Linked DNA regions of Homo sapiens: regions 1 and 3 are each linked to region 2. Evidence: chromatin loops called from intact Hi-C (ENCODE). Cell type or tissue: GM12878. All regions are shown on one strand. Region 1 overlaps LRRC7 (leucine rich repeat containing 7). Region 2 overlaps GNG12-AS1 (GNG12, DIRAS3 and WLS antisense RNA 1). Region 3 has its middle 100 kb from the start of DEPDC1.

What was found. Peaks named below come from ENCODE experiments on the same cell type or tissue, not always from the same donor. Only the 100,000 strongest peaks of a DNase experiment are listed, where the experiment ranks them.
Region 1: it touches region 2 in a loop (9-fold over the local background); 22 of 110 quality-filtered maps call a loop at or near these places.
Region 3: it touches region 2 in a loop (2.3-fold over the local background); 6 of 110 quality-filtered maps call a loop at or near these places.

What each region holds. Positions count from the first base shown.
Region 1 is chr1:69,736,467-69,738,966 of GRCh38, forward strand. All of the region lies in intron 2 of LRRC7 (leucine rich repeat containing 7), which reads left to right. Among named protein-coding and RNA genes, the nearest start is that of LRRC7, 170 kb to the left of the region's middle. In GM12878, a CTCF peak has its summit at 1,311 (motif pointing left); a DNase peak (open chromatin) is centred at 1,345.
Region 2 is chr1:68,115,384-68,117,883 of GRCh38, forward strand. It overlaps GNG12-AS1 (GNG12, DIRAS3 and WLS antisense RNA 1), which reads left to right. Exons shown (of 10, transcript NR_040077.1): 7 at 2,068-2,349. It also overlaps a transcript of WLS not described here. Among named protein-coding and RNA genes, the nearest start is that of DIRAS3, 66 kb to the left of the region's middle. RefSeq lists a silencer at 1,283-1,577. In GM12878, a CTCF peak has its summit at 1,462 (motif pointing right); no DNase peak of the experiment used is centred here.
Region 3 is chr1:68,599,260-68,601,759 of GRCh38, forward strand. No RefSeq gene overlaps it. Among named protein-coding and RNA genes, the nearest start is that of DEPDC1, 100 kb to the left of the region's middle. In GM12878, a CTCF peak has its summit at 975 (motif pointing right); no DNase peak of the experiment used is centred here.

The sequences.
Region 1 (2,500 bases), 1.6 Mb after region 2:
AGAGACATTTTTATCATCAAAAGCAGGTTTTCAAAAATAATTTATCAGTGTTTGGGAATAAGTTAGGTAATGACTGTCTTTCCAAGGAACAAAACATCTTCTGAGAGATAAAAATTTTTACTGGGAAAGTTACAGAAAATTTGGGTTAATTTTAATATAAATGTGTGTGTGTGGTGAATAAATACAGTTTTTATAGTAAAGCCATCACCTATTTGAATATGAATTCACTTAGTCAGGGCTTTGGGACTTTGCTGCCTTATCTGAGGAAAGGGGACCAGGCTGCGGGTTCTTTCTCTTCTTTCTCCGTGTTGAGGCTCACAGTAGGCCCTTGCCTATTTAATGTAGCCATTGTAATTATTATCATCACCATCATTATCTTTACACTGCCTTTGATATTATTAGCCTTTGGATTAATGTGAGACAATAAGTTGTAAACCAAGGTTCTGAAAGGATGAGTCTTTTTTATAGAAAGGAGTTAAAGGTGACCTTTTTGTATTGGTCTTTATACTGTTTACTTCTTCATAGCTAGTTCCAAGCCTGCCAGTGCCAAACTCAAATTCTTACACCTCCGATTGGTTTACATATAGCCCAAATTATTATACTGTAAGCTACTTAAGAGTCTGCCTGCTTTGCATTCTTTACAAAACTTCACTTAACATCCACTAGCCAGAGATTAGACAAACTCTGTGATATGATTCAGCTGTGTCCCCACCCAAATCTCATCTTGAATTGTAGCTCCCATAAACCGCACGTGTTGTGAGAGGAACCTGGTGGGAGGTAATTGAATCATGCCAATGGGTTTTTCCCATGCTGTTCTCGTGATAGTAAGTCTCACGAGATCTGATGGTCTTTTTAAGGGCAGTTCCCCTGCACAGGCTTTCTTGCCTGCCACCATGGAAGACATGCCTTTGCTCTAATGATCCCTTGCCTTCCACCATGATTGTGAGGCCTCCTAGCCATGTAGATGTGCGAGTCCATTAAATCTCTTTTTCTTTATAAATTACCCAGTCTCAGGTATTTCTTCATAGCAATATGAAAAAAATGGACTAATACACCCTGTAACTATTTGATGCTACCCTTTGTAGCTTTGACCCAGAGACTCCCCCACATGGCTGCAGAGTGACATCAGGTAGACATATAAACCCCCTGTCCAATTCCCTGCTTTCCCAGAATTTCCTTGCCCTAGTTTACTTCTATGTAGTGGTCCCATGCTATTGTATCTGGAAGGTCTTCCAGTGTTAGACACTTCCCAGAACTCTTGCAAACCTGTCCAAGTGCTGCCTAATAAAGACTGTTGTGCAATACTGCCATCTTGTGGTTGTGTCTTTTCCTTGATTGGCTCCAAAATCCTTGAACTCACCACAGTCTCATACCAGAGTTTTGGATCAAAGACTAAGAAGCTGAGAGTCTTTTAATAAATATTAGGGCTGGACTTTACTCTTTTGCTTTGTAAGACAGGAGGCAAAGGGAAGGATGGGCTTTGGTCTACATTTATTTCACAGCCTCATCCTAGGGAATTTGATTGTGGACTCTATTGCACTTGTCAAATAGGAAATCTGACTATTTGGCAGAAACGGCTTAATCTTATTCCAGAGGATGACACATCTTGTCTGGGCTTACTGAGATCGGTTTTAGTGTCAAATGAAGGCTGAATTTCTTAAGGAGGACCATCTATGTCTCACTGAGACCACCAAAAATGGCCATGTACCGAGTTCTAATAAGTAATATTGCATTGATTACTTCACTCAGCTTTGTTTAGAGGGAACGTTTCTCTTTTATTGGGAAGGTAACTAGAATGATAGAGCTGGTAATTGGCAGAGCTGGGATTTGCACCCTGACCCTGTCATCCCATAAGCCATGGTCTTGCCTTCTTATCATCCTGTTTACCTGCGCCAGAGCTAGTACTGATCTACAACTAAGTATTTCACGGGACCTTTGAAAATGATACAAATCTATTTTTTAAATATTTTTCTTCATCTTTTTACTCCTTTCCTTGTTTTTCTATTATCAATTCATTAAGTATCTTATAAAATTGAAACTTGAAACTCTTTAAAATAAAAATCCTACTTTTAGAAAAATTGCCTTTGTGTGTTTTTCTTATCACACAAAGTGTTACTTTATCAGTAGGCTGCTGTATGAGCCCGTTGCTTAGGGAGACTGAATAATACCCCTTTGAGAGAGAGAAAAAGAAAGACTATTTTTATTCAAAATCAACATAGTTGGGGTTCTGTTCCTTGTAAAGGCAAGGCCTCCCAGGGAGAGTTTATGTGAGAGAGATAAGACACAGAAAGAGCTAAACTGCTTTATTTAATAAACTATCAGGAATTACACATTTGAATCTTGGCAGACGGAGTAGAAAAAAAACTTAAGTGGACCCTGGAGACAGAAAAAAGTAGATAGGCAGGAGAAAGTTCTTGAAGACTCTTTACAGCTTGGAAACAAACAGGACCTAGAAAAAGATGGCCAAGTGAGAAACCCCTTAAAGAGGAAAATCGGACTA
Region 2 (2,500 bases):
GAATTCGCCATTCTTCACGAGGCAGTCCCTGGGGCCTAGAGCCAATTCATTCAGTTTAACATTCCCTCCCTTTGAGACAAAGTATAGGGTGGTGATAATGAAGTCAGTCGGGCACAGCCTTGAGTGCTGGCTGTGTGACACAGGGCAAGTCACTCAACCTCTCTGAGCTCCAGCATGCTCATTGGTAATTGGTATAAATGAAAGTACCTATATCATGGGACTACTGTGAGGTGCCAGCACATTATCAGTGCTTTGTAAAGAGCCGCTATTACTCTTGTTGTTGCTTGGACATTTGTTATGAGGGGGGAATACTTTTTAAAATTTGCTTTTTAAAAACATCAACAAATTTCTGAAGGCATTTTCAAATGAGACTTTAAAATATGTTTTTCTCTTCTTATAAAGTTAAAATTTTTGTATGAGGTTAGGCATAATTTTTTTTTGTTTTAAATTAACAAATAGCAATCAAGGGCTTCTAAGCAATTCCAAGGACCCCCTTGCTGCTCTATTCCACTAGTCTTCCACCCTCTCCCTCCTGGCAGCAGTCGTTGGCATTTTTGTATGTCTCACCCTGGAGGCTGGCAAGCTCTGCACCTCCTGGTCGGGAGCTTCCAGCTCTCCCCTGCAGCTGTCCTGAATTCCTCTTGCTGTAGGTTGTCCCTTTGTCCCAGAGCACTCACCCTAACAGGGAAGTCCCTCATTTCTTCATTAACTTCCAGGTTGCTCCCTCCCCATTAATGCTGAGCTGGAGAAGCAGGGTTCACAGGACCTTACAATAGGGACCAGGAGCAGCAGCTCGGAGATTCAGGCCGCCTTTGGCTTCCTTGACCCTCCTGTACCCAGGGCCAGCATCAGGGAGGGAGGAAGAGGACAGGGACAACAATCAGCAGGGCCCGTGTAAGCATACACTTCTTATGGATGACTCCTCTGACAACCACACGGGGTAAGGCCAGGCTCACGGTCACACAGTGGCTGAGCCAGAAGATCAGTGTTTTTGCTTTTCCATCTAATAATGGCTCCGTCTATACAAAATTTTGGGCAGGAAGGGCAATGCATCTATCAGAACTCATTGGTGACAGGCGCAGCAGGAGCTAAATTGGCTGAGTTGAACCAGGCTGTTACTTCCTAGCTGTGTGACCTTAGGGAAATCACCCAAGCTCTCTGTGCCAACAATTGTGCCTACCTCATAGGATTCATTTAAGGATTAAAGAAGTTGATAAATATCAAGTGATTAAAATCCTACCTGGCACATCCATAGCAGGGATTCTACATGCTAGATATTTTAATTGTTGTTAAGCCTCATGAAGGCAGGAGTCTTTGTCTATGTTGGTTATTGGTCTGTGTTAGAACAGTGCCTGGTACTTAATAGGGGCTCTATAAACAGTTGTTGGGTGAATGAATCTATTTCTTTCAAGATAAAAACTCTTTTGCAATGCAGCCATTGTTTATCTTGGCCAGCAGAGGGCAGCAAATAGCTGTGGACTGATTAATTGTGGACAAGGGTGGTTTTAATTTTGAAGGCTAACAGAACTGTCCCTCCTGAGCCAGTTAGGGAAATAAAAGGTTGCCATGAACCTGTACGACTGGCCCCGACCCCTCCCACTCACCTTTGTGCAGGTTAGAATGATTGTCAGGCATTCAACTCACAAAAAATCTTGGTTCCATTTCTTCTCAACTTACTTTCAATTTCCTTCCTCCCTCCCTCCCTCTATCCCTGCTTTTCCTCCTTTCTCCGTTTTCTCTAATCATATTTCCCCCTGCCCCCACACTCACTCCTCTGCATCAAGCTAGTATACTGTACACACTCCCAAACTTTATCTGTACAATTGCAGCTTGTACTGCAAACCATGACATCTAGAGTGGATCCTTATACAGTATTCTTCCCAACCAATGAATGCTGCTAAACCTAGTATAATTTTTTAAACAACATGTAATTTGATAACTAGACCCAGAGAGGTACTATAGCTTGGCCAAGAACACACAGCAATTAGGGGTAACGTTAGAGCCCTAGCCAAGGCCTTCTGCTGTCCATTATACAGCCTCATCACACATGTTCTCTTTTGCCAACAGGAGGCTCGTGTGGTCCCTGTTTGTCATCCAGTCAATACGGCCATCAGCTTCTGGCCCCAGACACCTTTCCTCTGCACTGTGGCACAGAGGAGCAGACTGCTTTGGAGGGCAGCTTCCTGGGAGCTCCAGGGACCCTGGCCAGGCGGCCACTGCCACTGACTTCCTCGGCTCACTGAGCCCGTGCCTGCAGCTCTCGTGTTTCCTCTGTGCTGCAGTGGACGCTTATCTTCCCCCGATGGCACATTTCTTTGTCACAGACAGGACCCTCACTGGCAGTCGGAGGTGAGTTCCCGGGGAGCTTCTGGGTCTTGTTGGTGCCTTCTGGCACCACTTGTGGATGGGATGGCTCTGACACCCAAGCCTCACCACTGCTCCGGGGGTAACCCAATGACATGATCTCCCCAGCTTGCTAGATCCTGTCCTTCCCAATTAT
Region 3 (2,500 bases), 480 kb after region 2:
TTTAGTTCTGTTTCCTACTCTCACTTTCTTTTCTTTTTGTATTTTGGTATGGGTTACTTCGGTTGATCCATCTGTACATTCTTTGCTTCTTTCTTCAGCTGTGTTGAGTCAACTGATAAGCTCATCGAAGGTAGCTTTCATCTTTGTTCCTGTTTTTTTTCTTTTGTTTCTTTCAATTATTTCCACTCGATTCTCTCTTGTAGTCTTCATCTCTCTGCTGAAATTTCCCACCTGATCTTTATGAGGCCAACTTTTTATTAGAATCTTTAACATATTAATCTTAGATCCTTTAACATCTGTGTCATAGCCAAATCTGATATTGACGATTGTTTTGTACTTCAGGAGTGTTTTTCTTGCCTTTTTCTTTCTATGCCTTGTATTTTTTCGTTAAAAGCCAAATATCTCATGTTGGAGAGTAGAGATTGAGATAAATAATTTTTATGCCTCAACATGGGCACACCCTTTGTACTTGTAGGTCTTCATTGTGGGGTTTTGAGTTAATATAATCAGGAATCTGTCTGGGTTTGAGGTTTAATGTTTTTATGTTTACCCAGAGGGCACTGTAGACTTTAAAATACTCTAGCGACAGCTTTGTGTTTAAAGTCACGTTGATTTACCACAGCAATGTCTGTAAGACCACAAGCTGTAAGGTGTACTTTTATGTTGTGCCTCAGAAAGTGTTTCTTTGCCTTCTGTTTTTCTCTCCTGCACCTCTCCCAGCAGTAATCTGCTTTTGCTATTTTGGATGTGCTGGGCTGTGGGGGAAATATGGGGAGCATTCTCTATTCAAATTAAGTTTTATTCTTACTCAGGCACTGTGTCCTTGATTCTTGGATCCCTGAACTAAGATCTGGGGATTGGGCTGATATAACAGGAACTCCACAGAGCCTTCAGCTCTATTGTCCTTTAGGAGGAGATTTTTATTCCCTTCTGTTCTTTCCTCCACCTGCAATCAGTTTTACTACTATCCTGAGGGGGGCAGTGTTTGCTGCCCAACTTCTCACAGACTAAGACTTTCGTTCCATAAAGGAATTGGGAAAGGGGTCTGTGTAGGGTTTCTTACCTCTTTAGCATGGCTATTCTTCCTCTCTCCCAGGTCTGAAACACAATAGAGACTTTTAAAGGGACACTTCTGTGTATTCTACGACTGACCCATGAAATTCACTGGGAAGGAGCCTGCAAGAGAGCTCAGACTCTTTTCACTTCTGAAGTGTTTACAGGCTTTAAACTCTCTCCACCAGTCTGCACATACCTTTCACCTACAAATTAACTATTTTTGGTAAACTATTTCTATTGACGTCTGATTGCATTTATCCAGGTATTTGACTGCTCACGTTTCTTCTCTTTCCGCAGGTGCCTGTATCTTCACAGATTTTGGGTCAGTTGGTTGTTCTGAAATACTATCTCTCTTGGATTGGAAAAACGTCATACAATTGAAGTTAATTCAATCCTATTTTCTTATTATAATAATGAGAGTAACACTCTCTCCAGTTCTCTATATCACAGAGCAAAAGCCAGAATTCTCTTTGTAATTTATTTTTATATTACTAGTTCTTTGCAAAGTAATTCACACATTTCAAGCATTCAATAATTAAAACATTTAATGCATGCAATATTCATGTATGCATGCCCAAGTCCTCCACAATTGACTAGCACAGCAGGAACACCATACAGCAGCAGAATGGGTTAGCATATCATGACACTATATATCACTTCCATGTTAAGACTGTTACTAAATTCTAGTCTTTCTGTTCTACAGTTCTTTTCTACCATCTACAGAAGGATCTTGGATTAAACTTAAAAATATAATGTGCTTCTAAGTTTCATGATAAATGAACAGTGTTTTTTTTTTTTTTTACATACAAAGCAAAATAAACCTATTTTTAGAGATGGAGTCTTGCTATTTTGCCCAGGCTAGTCTCAAACTCCTGGTTTCAAGAGATTCTCCCACCGTGGCCTCACAAAGTGCTGGAGTTATAGACATGTGCCACCATGCCTGGCCAAAGCATATTTTTTCATGTATATGCATGGTATGCAATATTTTGAGGAATTAACTAAGAATTTTTTACCCTTGTAGATTTTTTTTTTTTTTTTTTTTAGTTTCGCTGACCTTTACCCAACCCAAACAGCTGAAGATCCTGCTTTCACTACTTTGGAAAGGGAGAACAACAAGGTGAAGATAAAAAATAATCAAACGCTTGTCTAAAACATAGACGCTTGGGAAAAACAGCACATTCAGAAGAGCACATTATCAATGAGAGCCAATATTTCACCCATTTGAAGACTAGAAAAGTTTTCTTGAGTTGGGTGGCACAATAGAGTTTAGAAGCTGGCTGGTGCAACTCTGTGAAGTGATCTTGTGCACTATTATCCTCAACTCTGGTCTAAAATCTGGCAGTTGGGCTGATGTACAGGAACCCCAGAGAGCCTTCATCTCTGGGTACAGCACAAGAAGCAAACAAAATTTTGTAATGTCCATTATCTAGTATAGTGGTCCCCA